2 separate regions of the Homo sapiens genome follow, and region 1 is linked to region 2. Evidence: chromatin loops called from intact Hi-C (ENCODE). Cell type or tissue: prostate gland. All regions are shown on one strand. Each heading gives the region's core, and the rest is flanking DNA. Links, peaks and the distances in the headings are about the cores only.

What was found. Hi-C counts contacts between places; a loop is a spot of excess contacts. Peaks named below come from ENCODE experiments on the same cell type or tissue, not always from the same donor. Only the 100,000 strongest peaks of a DNase experiment are listed, where the experiment ranks them.
Region 1: a loop joins it to region 2, with 2.7 times the contacts of the local background. A loop is called at or near these places in 3 of 110 quality-filtered maps.

The regions. Positions count from the first base shown.
Region 1 is chr6:143,682,995-143,691,337 of GRCh38, reverse strand. All of the region lies in intron 1 of PHACTR2 (phosphatase and actin regulator 2), which reads right to left. Among named protein-coding and RNA genes, the nearest start is that of PHACTR2, 9.2 kb to the right of the region's middle. In prostate gland, for the core only: no CTCF peak of the experiment used is centred there; no DNase peak of the experiment used is centred there; H3K27ac peaks cover 1,268 bases.
Region 2 is chr6:143,769,667-143,778,009 of GRCh38, reverse strand. It overlaps PHACTR2 (phosphatase and actin regulator 2), which reads right to left. Exons shown (of 13, transcript NM_001100164.2): 7 at 5,553-5,752; 8 at 3,795-3,951; 9 at 627-682. Among named protein-coding and RNA genes, the nearest start is that of LTV1, 70 kb to the left of the region's middle. In prostate gland, for the core only: no CTCF peak of the experiment used is centred there; DNase peaks (open chromatin) are centred at 2,437 and 3,461; H3K27ac peaks cover 3,784 bases.

The DNA of each region.
Region 1 (8,343 bases), core at 56-8,055, 87 kb after region 2:
AGTAAAGAGAAAGACACACATAAAGATTCAAATGAGAATTTTTTTTTTTTAATTTAAATACAGAAGGTCCCTGACTTACCATGGTTTGACTTACTATTTTTGTTTACTTTATGATGGGCTTATCAAGATGTAATCCCATCATAAGTTGAGGACCATCTGTACAGTACCACTAACCTATAATTTGTTTTCCAGAAGATGTTTCTCACCTTAGGAATCCTCTGGAATGTTTGTTGAGAACACAGACTCTGAGACCCCTCTCCAAAAGACTTTGATTTTGCTGACCTATAATATGGGACCCAGCAATCAGTATTTTGCACACTAGGTGAGTTTCACAATTGGGCACTTTTGTGAAATATCAATGGTAGTTTGTAATACCCCCAGGATCCTATCAGAACGAGCATCCCATAAAGATGACGCATCCCTAAAATAAAAACACAGAAAAATACAGGAATACCACAATTATTCAATGTAGATCTTAAATGTGAGTCTTCTTAAAAAATGCCAGCACATTATTATCACAGTAAACACATTTTTAAATTAGTCTATGTACCACAAAACTTTTAAACGTCCATAAAATATTTTTTAGACCATTGCAACAAGCCAGGTCAAAGTTGAGATCTTGTGTGACCATCACCCAAGAAAGTCTTTTGAAATCAGTTAAAAGCTATCTGCTAAAGAGAAAAACTAAGTCTTCCAGATAAAAGGAAAACGTTCATCCTGATTAATTGGGAGGGATGGCAGTGTTTGTGCATACTGCAGCAAGTCTGCTTTGCTACCTTATGTCCCAGCCAAGCTCTCGACCAAGCATGAAGCCAGAATAAAGCCACGTTCTAATACAAAGACTCAAAAACCATACACCCCGTGAGCTTTTCTCAAGAAGCACCCTGTGTGCTCTGCCAAAATAAGGAAATAGACCCAGAAAAAAAAAGGGGGCATGGGATCCAGCAATCTGAAGATTCAATGCAAGAGGAAAGTGGAAGGAATCCCCCTGGTGTGATGAAGAGAGATCCCAAGACAACAGCTGGACAGTGGGCTCAGAGAAAATCCAGTCCACATGGGAAGAGGACAAAGGCTATGTATGAAGCTCTTAAAGATGAACCTGTAAGAATAACTCGAGTATTTGAACATATTGAGAAGCGATTCGTTAAATACATAACAAGAGAAAGTGTGGGGATGGTATGTAGGACACTTAGCAAGCTAACAAAAACACCAGTAGGAAAAACAAAAGGTATGCAGGAGAGAAAAAGAAATCGTGGTTTACCACAAGCCTTAGCTATCGTTGGCATTTCTGCTATTACATGGATGACTGATAAAATCAAAAACACAATATAAGAATGTTGGGGCTGGGCACAGTGGCTCACACGGGTAATCCCAGCATTTTGGGAGCTGAGGTGGGTGTATCACCTGAGTTCAGAAGTTCAAGACCAGATTGCCAAGACCAGCCTGGCGAAACCCTGTCGCTACTAAAAATACAAAAATTAGCCGGGCGTGGTGGCAGGTGCCTGTAATCCCAGCTAATCGGGAGGCTGAGGCAGGAGAATCACTTGAACCCAGGAGCCGGAGGTTGCAGTGAGCTGAAATCAGGCCACTGCACTCCAGCCTGGGCAACAGAGCGACACTCCATCTCAAAAAAAAAAAAAAGACTTGAGAAGATGAGAAAATGGGAAAATGGGAAATAATAGGAAATGTATGATTCTGAAATGGGGAGAGGCAGGGGTTGGGGTAGGGTAAAAAAGAGAACTACGTGTTCGGTTTCCATACTGTGAGCTCAGTAGATAATGTGTCATGCTGAAAAATCAATCAATAGGTAGCAAAGAGCATGCTATTTAGAGACTGGAGAATTAAAGAATCAGTTTAAACAACTCCACATTTCTTAGATGCCCCTGAACTTTCTACTCAGTTCCCACTACTCTACTAATGTATGACCTGGCCAAACAGAGCTATTCATTTATTTGACAAATAGTTTTGGTGTCAGGCATATACCTAGGAATAAGAAGAGACATTGGTGAACAAGACAGATAACGTCTTTTAGATCATGGAGCTTATGTTCTAGAAAAGAGAGACAATGAATAAAACAAACAAACAAGATCATCTGAGTGCTAAGTGCAGTGAAGGCACAGAGAGCTGTGGGTGGGACCTGGGTGGGTTATTCTGGAGAGGGGTAGGCAGGGAAGGTCTCTATGAAGCACAAGGATCCAGCCGAAACAAGGAGTCAGCTTGGCGAAGAGCGAAGGGAAGAGTGTCTCAAACAGGGTGCAGCAACGGCCAAGGTCCATGGGTGGGACTGATCCAGGCTTGTTTGAGGACTGAAAAAGGCAGTGAGGGGACCAGAGCAAAGTGATGGAAGATGAGGTCAGAGAGGTGGGCAGGGATCATATAGGCTCATGTAGAGCCTCGAGGGCCATACTATGCAATCTGGATTTCATTCCAAGTGCAGTGGGAGGACAGGAAGGTTTTGAGTGAGTGAGTGACATGATTTATGCTTTAAGAAATTACTTTAGCTGTTCTGTGGAAAATGAATTGCAGAAGGGTGGGAACAGAAGCAGGAGAGCAGCTGGAATCTACTGCAGTTGTCCATGTAATGGATGGCCCCAGAGCTTGGACGGTGGCAGTAGGGACAGACGGAAGAGCATGGACTTGAGATATATTTGGGAAGAGAAAAGGACAAGACCTGCTGATGGATCCATATGGAGGGGGAAAGGAAAACTTAAGAATAACTCCTAGATCTTGGGCTAGAATAAGTGAGTGGTTGGGGTATCATTTGGTGAAATGTAGAAAGTCAAGGGAAGAACTGGCTTGGAGGACAAAATCAAACCTTCTGTATAGACTTATGTTACCTCTGGGATGCCCACAAGTTTTCAAGCAGACCTGTCAAATAGGGAGTTGCACATTTGAGCCTGCAGTGCAGAGAAAGGTCAGAGTTGCAGACACAAACTGGGTAACTCTGGGAGTTGAGAGTTGGGTGAGACCCTACTCCCATTTCTCTACCCACCCCTCACCCCAGATCAGGCATCCACTTCACCTTGCTGGATTATTCCAGCCTACTTCTTGGTCCCACTTTCAGTCTCTCCCCATGAAATCTATACTGCATGCGGCAGGCCAACTCATCTCCGGAGGCAAAGCAATAATCATTTCTCTGGTTTGATTTAAAAAAAAAAAAGCGTCAGTGGTTCCCATTGCCTGTGGCTTTCAGTATTGCCTTCCACCCCTTTCCTTTTCAGAGCCTGAATTCTTGTCCCCATTATGTGTTTTGCCTCCTGATCTAGTCCTACAATTCTCTACATATCCCTTCCCTTCCACTCTCATTTCTGCACATTTTCACTAAGCATCTTCTAGACTGGACGCTTTGTGGGCAGGGTCTGTGTAGGATTTATCTTTGAAACTTCCCACCTTGCTTAGCATAACACCTTACACATAATAACTTTAATTTAGGAACTGTTTGCTGCATGAAGGTGCCACTCTTCTCCTTCTTAATATCCCCTCATAAAACAGGCTGATTTGTAGGACTATACCTGCCAAGCACATACCAGCACAGCTTTCCAGGATATTCTTAAGCAAAATAGCACTTCAGTCCTTCCTTGGCAGCCAAATTTCCTTAGTGTTAAGGGCTGCAGTGTTTTACTTGCCAGAAGGTTGATGTGAATAAAAACATCCAGCCCCTTGAAATGAAAATAAATGGAGGGATGGTTTATAAATATAAATGATAATGGTTAGACCGACCTTTTAGCAAGTAATGTGATTTGCCCATTCCTTTCCGCATTTCTGTAGTTTTGGTTTTTGTTCCCCTGCTTTTGTGGGGAGGAAACAAGAAGTGTTTATTTTCTTAAGACTATTTCTATCCTTAATATCACTTTTGCATCAGTTGAGTCTTCACTAAATATTAATATTTTCTCCCAAGAATAGAGACTAGCAGTTAACCTGCTACAGTAAAGTCCCCAAAGAAAAGATGTTGGAATTTTCCCTCTATTCAAATTAAATAGGCTTAATTGTAAGACCAATTCTTACAATTCTTGTTTCCTTCCCCACTGCATTAAGAAGGCAAGAGGTGACGTGTGACTTGCTCATTAGTCATTATGTTTTCAGACTGCTAAAAATAAAATAAATTTATTATTTTCTATTTCAGACTGCTAAAAATAAAATTAAAATATTTGGGATATTAGTCACTGACCAAATCTGATGAGCTATGGACCAAAGAGAAGTAGGTGATGTTGAAATTTTGCTCACATTCTTTCTCTCAAAGTAAGAGACATTCACATTATTATCGAACAGACTAAAAAAACAATTAAACCTAAAAAGAAGGTGGCTATATTGGGACCAATGTTTTCATTTTCATCACTGACAAAGGAAAAAAAAGTAGCTGAAAACCAGCCACTGAGCTTAAAGCTCAGAATCCACGCAGCTGGAGAAAAGCTAGTACAGTTGCAGGTGAGCTCATGACTTTAATTACGGTCAAGGTCCAGGTGGACAGTGGATATGGAAACCTTGGGTTCGATCATGTCCAAAGCAGGGGAAAGCCATGACTGTCACACTAACTCTTCAAGAATGAAGTTCCTGGGTGGGCGCAGTGGCTCACACCTGTAATCCCAGCACTTTGGGAGGCCGAGGCAGGTGGATCACGAGGTCAGGAGTTCGAGACGAGCCTGGCCAACATGATGAAATCTCATCTCTATTAAAATACAAAAATTAGCTGGGCATGGTGGCTCACGCCTGTAATTCCAGCTACCTGGGAGGCTGAGGCAGGAGAATCACTTGAAACCAGAAGGTGGAGGTTGCAGTGAGCCGAGATCATGCCACTGCACTCCAGCCTAGGTAAAAGAGCGAGACTCTGTCTCAAAAAAAAAAAAAAAAAAAAAAAAGAATGAAGTTCCTCTCCTCTATGTGTGTGTACATATAAATTTTTCTTTACATATTTTAAAAATGGAATCATATTACTTCATAACCTGCCTTTTCACATGTTGATGTTATTTATCATAAAAATTGCCTTTTAAAAATATTTTTACATCATTTTTAAATGGCTTATTCTACCACATGTCTATCTCAATCAATTCAACAAGTCTCTTGATGCTTGACTATTAAGTTAATTCCAATTTTTGGCTTTTGTAAAAATTGTTTTTATGAGCAATTAATTATTTCTTTTACAATATACTTCTATGAGCAGAACTACTGGGTCTAAGTGTAGTCTAAGTGCACTTTTTTTTTTTTTTTTGAGACAGAATCTCACTCTGTCGTCCAGGCTGGAGTACAATGGTGCAATCTTGGCTCACTACAACCTTCGCCTCCCGAGTTCAAGCAATTCTCCTGTCTCAGCCTCTCAAGTAGCTGAGATTACGGGCGCCCGCCACCACACCTGGCTAATTTCTATATTTTTAATAGAGACGGGGTTTCACCATTTTGTTCAGACTAGTCTCAAACTCCTGACCCCAGGTGATCCACCTGCCTTGGCTTCCCAAAGTGCTGGGATTACAGGTGTGAGCCACCACGCCCGGCCTAAGTGCACATTTTATGACTTAATATATATTGCCAAACTGCTTTTCTGATAAGTTGTACCAATTTAAATTACCACAAAACAATTGTCTTTTGGGAATTACTCATTTTAATCTTTGCTAAACTCATAGGTGATCAGTTGCATCCCTTTTTTTTTTTTTTTTTCATTTAATTGCTTAAACCTTATTTCATTTACCAAGTGATCACTTATGTTCTTCTTTGGTCAGGTAACATAGGCAAGTTTCTTAGCTCTCGTACTTTGGTTTTCCTCATTTATAAAATGGGGATATTAATATTAGTTACCCCGGATGAACGTCATAAGTTTTAAAAAGTTAATTCAAGTAAAGCACTTAGAGTAGTTCCTGGCCCATAGTGAGTTCACAATTGTAACCATTAGGTATTTTGGAAAATGCCTGTTCATGTTGTTTACTTGTTTTCCTATGTGGTTGCTTATCTTTTTGTTACTGACTTTTAAGAGGTCTTACTACATTAATGATATTAACTATTATTTTCCATATATAATTAAATATTTCTTTCAACTTTATGATTTTCCTTTTCAACTTTCTGATGTTAATTTTTTTTGGCCATGTAAAAGTTTAAAAATTTTATACTATTAAATCTATTCATCTTAAGCTAGAATAAATTACAGAGATCAAATATTCAAAACATGAGAAAAATAGCAGAGGAAAGCATTTTTGAAATAGCCCTAGTCTGTAAGAAAGAAAACGACTAATCAACTTGACTTAAAAATTTAAAGGTTTCTATAAAAAAGTACTATAAACAAACTTAAGGTACAAGAAAAAAATTTTTAATGTTAAAATATATGATAGACATTAGGTTAATCTCCTGAATATACAAATTTGTAAGAAACCATAAAAATAAGGAAAGTCTATAAATAGGCAATTCAAAGAAAAAGAAATATAAATGTCCTACATCACTCATAATCAAAATAAGATGCCATTTTTTACATATAGATTTACAAAGAGTCTAAAAAATTATTTATGCACAGCATTGTGGTCATGTACAGTTGTGTAGAGTGTTGACTGCAGAAGGACACATAGGTAAGAGAATGAGTGGGAATTAAATACATGCTAAAGTTCCACTTGTTAAGTCTGTGCTGTGGAGCTAGCTGCCTCACCCAGAGGAAGTGACTTCTAATTCTCACGAGGCTATGGGCTAAGAGTGACCCTGATATTCAGTGGTGGTGACAGAGTACAGAAACAGAAATTCTCATATAATAAGCAGATAACACTGAGAAAGCCTCTTTGAGAATAATGTAGCAAAGTCTATCAAAATAAAACACACAAATCTTTTGACCTAGCAACTCTACTGCTAATATGTCATTAGGACATGTAGTTTATAGTTGTCCATGTAATGGATGGCCTCAGAGCTTGGATAGTGGCAGTAGGGACAGACAGAAGAGCATGGACTTGAGATATATTTGGGAAGAAAAAAGAACAAGACCTGCTGATGGATCCATGTGGAGGGGGAAAGGAAAACCTAAGAATAACTCCTAGATCTTGGGCTAGAATAAGTGAGTGGTTGGGGTATCATTTGGTGAAATGTAGAAAGTCAAGGGAAGAACTGGCTTGGAGGACAAAATCAAACCTTCCATTAGATCCATGTTACCTCTGGGATGCCCAGCAAGTTTTCAAGCAGACCTGTCAAATAGGGAGTTGCATATTTGAGCCTGGAGTGCAGAGAGAGGTCATAGATATGGATGTTCATTTCAGTATTGTTCATAAGAGCATATACATATGCAAAGAACCCAGGAACAATATTAAAATACAACAGGATTCTTTTAAAGGAAGTTTTCATATATCCACATACTATAATAGTGTTCATTTATAGAATTAAAGAGAACAAGTTGGAAGTATTTTCAAGTTATATTACACGAAAAATTCAAAGTATAGAGCAGTAAGTATAGTATGTCTTGTTTGACTGCTGATAAAGATATATCTATGAATGAAAACTGTGTGGAATGAAAAAAACTGTTCATGCTGGGTTATAGATGAAAAGTGGGACTGGAGGATTCTGGGAGGGAGTAAATTCATTTTTATCCCAAACCATCTTGTAATGTTTGACTTCCTACCATGTATATATTATGGAATAAAGAAAACAAACTCCATCAGCTTTTGCCTTTAGGACCTCTTCCTGTGCCTGGTTTACAAGGAAATGGATAAATATTCTGGACAAGACAAATACAGGGCCCTGAACAAAACTTGGAAACCCAGAGACACAGATGAATACAGGTTCTATCACAACATAGGTGTGATCCTGCACACTTTATTTACTTGTTCTCTTGTCTCTTAAAAATGGGGACAGTGGCATTGTCTGCCCTTTCAACCCAAGGATTGAGGAGAAGCAGCCAAGTGCTGATCTGTGGCACCGTGAAAATGGGGTGGGGTTGGAAAAAACTAGAAGAAATAATTACTAGATTCAGATACCACCCTTCAGACAATAGAGCCAGAGTAATGTAATTCTTGGACTAAAAAAAGAATATAAAAAATACATACCTCTCATTCATATAATCATTGGTTTAAAGCAGTCAGGCTGCTTATTGAGACTATTTGTTGACTCATTCATATATTCATCAAAAATGTATTGTATCCAATCTACCATGCTCTACACTTCACAATGAAATACTAGAAGTCTCAATCCTCCTAGGGCATGATGCCAGAGGGTACCGAAACCATCCTATTTGAGGGCATATCGTTTTAGCCTGTACTTAGAAATAATGGATCCAATTCTCAGTAAAATACTTTTGTAAACCTAACCCAGCAACATACAAAAAGGATTATACACATTACCCAAGTGGGATTTATCCTAGGAATGCAAGGTTGGTTTAACAACCAAAAA
Region 2 (8,343 bases), core at 191-8,190:
ACTCCAATAAATACTACTGCAGGGATGAGTAAAAACTAAAGTCAAAGAGAACAGAGGGAAAAACAGAATGGGAAAATAAAGTAGGAAAATGAATGGAGAACGTTTTAGTGCTGAGAAATTATAAACAACTCAAGAAGGAAGCCGAGTTATCATAACATAGGAAAATGCAATGGATTGAAAATTTTGTTTTGAATTGAGCCATTTGTTAAACTAGCAACAAACTGTATTGTTAATAATAATATAGGAATGTTTGATTTGTTTCCTTGTGGATTCTTTTGGCCTTTTCTTTGACATTTATTTGCGAGAAGACTAGAGCATTCTTTTTCTATTTAATATTTGGGTGAAAGAATACATGGAATATATTTCATCTTTCTTAAACACAATTGTCATGACCATGACTCTGCTCTAGGGGCGGGTATAAGGCTCAAAGCCATAAAATCAAATATCAAATTCAAGAAATTAAAAAAATATATAAACAATTACATATAAATGTGACATAAATGGACTATTTCAGTCCATCTTGAGTAAATGAATATATGATGGTTTCTTACTGATAAATCGATCATCTGTAGAGGCAGCTTGTTAGCGATTACACAAGGAATCATTCTATAGTATAGAATACTCACGTTTTAGGATGTTTCTTTGCTCTAATTCTTCAGTTGTGGGCCTCTGGCTCAGCCTCCTATGATGACAAAAAGGATATATTACAGGTTAAAAACAAGGTACCCTAGTAGGAGACTCAGAATAAAACAACAAAGCTCTATTTTTCATGTTTTGAGAAATAAAAATCCATTTTTAAAGCTGCAAAATAAAAGTCTCCTTCCCATTAGTTTGGAGACTACAGATCATGGCTGAGGCTGCTCACCGACCCCCATTACACAGTCTCCTTTCCTTTTAGCAACAGAGCGGCCTGGATGTTAGCTAGGTACCTGACTACAGACTTCTGCCTCCCTAGAAGCCAGGTATCGTGCTGTGACTGAGTTTCTGCAATGGGATGTGAGCAGAATGATGTTTGTTACTTCCCCTTCTCATCCTTAAAATGCCTGGGTGCATGCTCCCTTCTTTCTCTTTCCTTTTTCCACAGGCTAGAACTTCAGCATGATGGTGTGAGCCAGCTTTGATCATGCAGCTGAGACCATCTAGGGGATGGGAGAGCAGCAAGACAGAAGGAATGGGGCTGCCAGGCAGACTTCAAGGAGCCATGCTCCCACCATACTGGATCGCTCACCTACCTGGGGAGTGTCATGTGACAGTAATATTAAGATTACCTGGCCAGGCACAGCATCCTATTTTAGACCCTAATGAGCTATATATTAATTAGACTATAAGCTAAGCTGTAGCAGAGACCAAAAACTGCAGTGGTTCAAACCAGGTATGTGTGGGCCTACAGATCATGGCTGAGGCTGCTCACTGACCCCCATTACACAGTCTCCTTTCCTTCTAGCAACAGATCGGCCTGGATGTTAGCTAGGTACCTGACTACGGACTTCTGCCTGTGAATAGTTAAGTATTTAAAATGCGGTTGTTGCTATGCCGTGAACGCAATCTCCCTTTTTCATTGTATTTTCTTCTATGTAACAATGTTATATAAACATAATGTTGATTTTTATAGGTTAATCTTACATCAAGCAAACCTGCTGAAATCATTATATATAGCAATTTTGGGTCAGTTTTTAGAGCTTTCTAGGTATACAACCATGTATAATAACAGTATATCTTTCCTACAATTTATACCTTTTCTTCACCACAAATAATTGTGACCAGACTTTTAGCACAGTAAGGTTAAGGAATTTTTCTTTGCTTCTGTTTTTAAAGGAAATGACTTTAGGGTTTCTCCCTATAGTAAGATATTTAGTATATATTTTTTAAATTTATTTTTACATTTTTTTTGAGATGGAGTCTCACTCTGTTGCCCAGGCTGGTGTGCAGTGGTACAATCTCGGCTCACTGCAACCTCTGCCTCCAAAATTACTGCCTCAGCCTCCTGAGTAGCTGGGATTACAGGTGCCAGTCATCATAGCTGGCTAATATTTGTATTTTTAGTAGAAACGGTATTTCGCCATGTTGGCCAGGCCGGTCTTGAACTCCTGACCTCAGGTGATCTGCCTGCCTTGGCCTCCCAAAGTGCTGGGATTACAACTCCTCGTTTGTTTAGGATTTTAACAAAAACTTACAAAATTTTCTTTACTGCTACTTTGACATTTATTGAGGTGGGTATAGGATACTTCACACTTTTTTACTCCTTACTATGATAACACTATTATTATTTTATGCAAATATTATTCAATGATTTACATTCTTCTTCATAGTAAAACATAAACAAGAGTAATAAAACAATCAGAAAACCTAGAAGCATATACTCTCTTACATAGAGTAGAAAGTACAAAACAGGAGACAGTATACAAAAGAAAATTGGGCAGAGAGCCCAGGAGCGAAATTCTAATTCTGGTTCTGCTACTCAGTAACTGCATGTCTGTCCTTGAGACATTTCCTTAATCTCTCTGGGCCTCAGAGAGGCCCCTTGTTTTTCCTTGGTAAGATGGCAAGTTTAGAACTGTAGGTTTTTCCAGCTCGATACCATTAATCACGTTAGTCCCTCTTGCTTCTGCTGGCTTTTTCCCGAAGCCAGAAATGGTCACAGGTTAGGGCTGAATTAAGAAGACGAGAGCGAGAGAGACCACTGGTAAACATTCCCAAATTTCTTCCAGAGTCGCAAGAGGGTTTACAGAACAGAGAGACCCTCTAAGCCTCCCCCGAGGTTCCCTGGTAGGCTGTGCTTTTCCTTCAGATAGATGCCACAGCTGCTGTCTCTGACACCTTTCTGCACAACTCAGCTGTAAGGAGGTGCCTTAGGGGTTACTCTTCCTCTGGAGAAATGGTCAGCAGCCTCCATGCCAATCCTGCCTCCAGTTATACCACTTCCAAGCAAGGACAGCAATTTTCCCCCCACCTCCAAATCCTGCTCTGGGATTCTAGACAGTTCCTTTCTCCCAGTTATGCACCCTGTTGTGTATGCAGAGTAAGACAAGTCAGCAGAACAACTAATTCTTACATGTGCTTAAACTGATCATCAAAAATAAGACCTCTGGCATGAATGCTCACTTCTATTAAAACTGCCAGTTAAAGGGACTTGTAAAGTCACCAGTGGCAAAAGCAAAAATCCTATACAATGGTTGGAGGCAGGAAGAGATGTCAGATGATCCATTTACTTGAAGTTGGAAGAGGGATGTTCAGATATGAGGGTTAAGGCTACCTGACTTGGATGGAGGCAGACCATTGAAGGCAAATAATATTTCTGCAGTCTCACAGTCCACAGGGCAGAACCTCATGGCATTCCCAGGAATGCTAGTGAGTCCATAAATTAGGCCAGGATTGTTGAGCAAACTGTGATCTGCAGGCCAAATCCAGCTTTATGAATAAATAAAGTTTTATTGGAACATGGCCACACTCATTTGTTTATCTATTATTTATGGCTGCTTTTATGCTACAGCAGCGCAGTTGAGTAGCTGCAACAGAGACTGTCTGGCCAGCAAAGCCTGAAATGTTTGCCAACTGGTCTTTAAAAAAAAGTTTTTGACTCCTGGAATAGGCTTTGGTGACCTCAAAGCCACTGGCTAGCTGGGCCAAAGGACAGGTTCTTCGAGTGTTTCATCATGCAAGACCAACTTTAAAAGACCCAGTAGGCCAGATGTATCTGTACATAAGGAATTCACAATGACCCCAGTTAGGTAGGAAGCTTTGGGAGGGAGAAAAATACAAATTAGTCAGTACTGTCCTAAAATGTTAGCAATTACCTGACTAACTTGGTTCCAATTTGTTGTCGGATTTCCTGCCTCTCTTCTTCAGATGTACGCTGCAAGATGTTTTTGTCCTCTAGTTCTTTCTTAGATGGTCTGTTGCCAAGTTTGATAGCAAGAGTATCCCTCCGGCGTATTTTACTTGCCAAAGCACCTGAGGATTGAAAAAGAGCAGAAATGCAGAGAGAGAGGCTTTTAGCCAGTGGCACTCAGGTTACACATGGCATGGACTTTAAATAGAGCCCAGACCAAATTCTTTCTCCTCATGCAGGAGGAGAATCTTAATTAACCTAAGGAAAAAAAGACTTTGAGTTGGATGCAGTTCATTTTGAGAGGACTGAAGCGCTATTTCTTTTTAATGTTCTGAAAAATATTGGGACACCATGAAAAAACTTAGAAGTATCACTTCATCGTTTGGAAAGTGATAGCTGCAGTTTATTTTGCTGAGAGGGTGGATCATAGAAATGAATGATTGCACAATTCTGTTTCTTTTTCAAGTTTAAAAAACTTAGTTCTTTTGCTTTTATTCTGTACAGTTAATCCTTGTCTCCTCCTTTCCTCTACTCAGACGCCATCCTGGCAGAGTCTACCAATGTTTAACCCTTAATTACCCCAGAATCCTGAAAATTTCAACAAATGATAAGTAACACCACATGGATGATAATGGTTTTTTTTTTTTTTTGCTCCATGCAAATTAAAAGGGATTTGAAAAAGTGCCATTTAATCACTAATATAGTAATAACTTGCCATAATCTACAAATTCAGTCCACAGTGAATCCCTCCCATGTTATCCAGCACAAAGTTAAAAAAAAATAAAAGCACTTTCCATATCTCTAAGTTATATTAGGTTGATGCAAAAGTAATTGTGGTTTTTGCCATTATTTTTAATACATAAATGATATTATTATTTCCTAGAAGGCCTACTATCTTACTTATTGTGGAAGTATGATTTTTTTTAATGCTAGCAAGGTATTTAGCATTCTTTTTATTATTATTTTTTGAGATGGAGTCTCGCTCTGTCTCCCAGGCTGGAGTGCAGTGGCGCGATCTCAGCTCAGTGCAACTTCTGCCTCCTGGGTTCAAGCGATTCTCCTGCCTCAGCCTCCCGAGCAGCTGGAATTACAGGCGTGCGCTAGCATGCCCATCTGGATTTTGTATTTTTAGTAAAGATAGGGCTTCGCCATGTTGGCTAGGCTAGTCTCGAACTCCTGACCTCAAGGGATTCACCCACGTTAGCCTCCCAAAATTAGACATGAGCCACCGTGCCCAGCCTCTTAATGCTAATGAGGTATTTGGCATTCTTGACTCATTCCTCCTTCCCCTTTCTATAAACCCCAGTACAAAAGCGAGTGAAAATTTCAAACACCTCCAATGAGTAAGCCTATGAATCTGCACTGACTTTCTTTCTTCAACAACAGGCCCAGAGTGGAAGGGCTCTCTTTGGTCATAGTGAGAAAGGTCTCTGTTATTAGAAAGCTTTGATTCTCAGCACAAATACTAATATGCACATCTAGCACATCTAGCTCATCTAGCTCATCGACAAAGGCCAGATCCAGCCATGTGACATCATCTTCTGGAAAGGCCTCCCATCAAAAGCTAAACTTTAGGATATACACATTTCTAATTTGAGAAAGGAGGATGAGGGGAAAGAAAACATCAGATGTCTGGTTCCTAATGAGGCTTTTATTCTTTATAAACTGCAGCTGCTTCTGCTTATCACCCACGCTCCTCCCTGCCTCTTGAAAACAGTCTTACTTTCTCCACTGCCATCCTCATCTTCGTCTTCGTCCTCATCATCGGTGTACAAGATAGGCCCGTCCGAGTCAGAGTCATTGGCTTGGTATTCCCTGTGGCCTTCATCTTCTGAGGCACTAAAGGATTCTGAAGATTCGCCCATCAGCCCAGGAGTCAGTAGCTGAGGCACTGTCTTCCCCAGCTCCTCTTTGGTTGTGAAACTGTTAAAGGCAGAAAAGCATGGGAGTGATGTGAAGCTCAGAGCAACCCTTGGCGGCACTGACACTAAGAAAAAGAGCTCTAGTTTCATGGGCTTCCTTCAGGCTGAGGAAAGCAGACACTTGACATAGGCCAGGCTAAAGTCACTGAAATGAAACCTTAATTCTCAAGGTTTTACATTTTTCATCTGTAAAATGCAAACGCTTGGTATCTGATACATTTAGCAAACAAATAGGGTAAAACTACATTTTGCAAATTATTTTTTCCTTCAAGTGTCAGCTACAGCCTCAGCTCCTTCAGGAAGCTTTCATGGACCTTCAGTTTAATTCCTTGCCCCCACGTCTGTCCCATGGGGACCTGAAGACGATCCCGCTAGAGTGCTTAGCATACTACATCTTGACCACCCATTGCTTCTCTGCCTTCTCAATCCCACAAGTTCCTGGAAAAGTGAGACTCATTGTTTTGCATCACAGCACCCAGAAGGTAATGACGTAGAAAAGTACATCTTCTTTCATTAATATATGGCTGGGTTCGGTGGCTCACACCTGTAACTCCAGCACTTTGGAAGGCTGAAGTGGGAGAATCACTTGAGCCTAGGAGTTCAAGACCAGCCTGGGCAACATAGGGGACCTTGTCTCCACTAAAAATACAAAATATTAGCCAGCAGTGGTGGCCGGCACCTGTAGTCCCAACTACTCGGGAGGCTGAGGCAGGAGAATCGCTTGAACCCGGGAGGTGGAGGTTGCAGTGAGCCAAGATCGCGCCATTGCACTCCAGCCTGGGCAACAAGAGCAAAACTCCGTCTCAAAAATAAATAAATTAAATAAATACATAAATAAAATAAAATAAAATAAAATAATAAAAAATTAGCTGGGCATGGTGGCGCTTGCCTGTAGTCCCAGCTTGAGCCTGGGAAGGATTGCTTGAGCCTGGGAAATCGAGACTGCAGTGAGCCATGCTAGCACCACTGTACTCCAGCCTGGGTAACAGAGTGAGACCCTGTCTCAAAAAAATAAAAAAAAGCATATATATATATATATATATATATATATATATATATATATACACACATATATATATATATACATATATATATATATACATATATATATATACATATATATATATGTAAAGTACATATATGAATTAATCCTGCTTTTATCCCAATATGTAAATAGTAAAAACTCATTTATCCTATGTGTGTTTTCATTTTTAAAACTGCCTCTTGTAACATAACAGACAATGTGCAAGTTAAATACACTTTTTAGAAAAAAGGTAATATGACTCTAGCCTGGGTGACAGAGCGAGACTCCATCTCAAAAAAAAAAAAAAAAGAAAGAAAGAAAGAAAAAAGGTGATATGCAAGGAAGCAATAATTTTCTATTATTTAGCCTAGTAAAAGTCTATGATTTAAAGAGTTACTATTAATGTACAAAGATTGCCAATTTTCAAAGACTAGACTAAAAAATACATAGTAATTTACATAAAAACATCACATCAAAAATAATGTAATCTTCATTTTAAGACACAAAGATCCCCCAAATTGCTTTCTGGTAAAAAGTTCTTCCAGCAATAAACACAGATAAACTTTATCAGAATATGAGGTATTTAAAACCCTACTTCATAGTTATAAACCTGAGTGATCACTGTCAAAATTTTGTTTCTCACTTATCAGAAAAACCCAACAGACTATATTCTTGTTCTCAAACAGGGAAATAGGAAATCTCATTTTTATTGTGTAAAATATACATAACATAAAATTTGCCATTTTAACCAGTTTTAAGTGTACAGTTCACTGGCATTAGACACATTCACATTACCGTGTAACTACCACCACCAACCATCTTCAGAACTTTTTCGTCTTCCCAAATTGAAACTCTACCCATTAAACAACTCCCCATAACCATTATCTCCCAGCCATTGGCAACTACCATTCTACTTTTTGTCTCTATAATTTGACTATTCTAAGCACCTTCTCTAAGAGAAATTATACAATGTTTGTCTTTTTGTATGTAACATACTTCACTTAGCATAATGTCTTCAAGGTTCCTTCATTCATGTCGTAGCATGTGTGAGAATCTGCTTCCTTTTTAAGGCTGAATGATATTCCACTCTATGTATATAACACATTTTGTTTATCCATTCACCAATCAATACACATCTGTATGTTTTCACCTTTTGGCTATTGTGAATAATACTGCTTTGAGCACTGGTGTACAAATTCAAGTGCCTGCTTTCAATTATTTTGGCTATATACATGGAAGTAGAATTGCTGGATCACATGGTAATTCTATGTTTAATTTTTTGAAGAACCACCATACTGTTTTCCACAGTGTGAAATCTCATCTTAAATAAGAGAAGATCTATTTTTATAGGAAAAATTTTCCACAGTCTGGGTTTTTAGTTGATTGCCACTGGAAGCCATTCTTGTTTGAATTGGCTGCCATTATGGGTGATCACAGAATGTTTAAAATACATGCCAATTAATAATATGTTCTGAATAACAGAACAAATTTGAGAGATGAGTCCTTTATTTGTTGGTGTCATTGTTCACTAATTAATTATCATATTGATTATTATTCTAATCTTACTA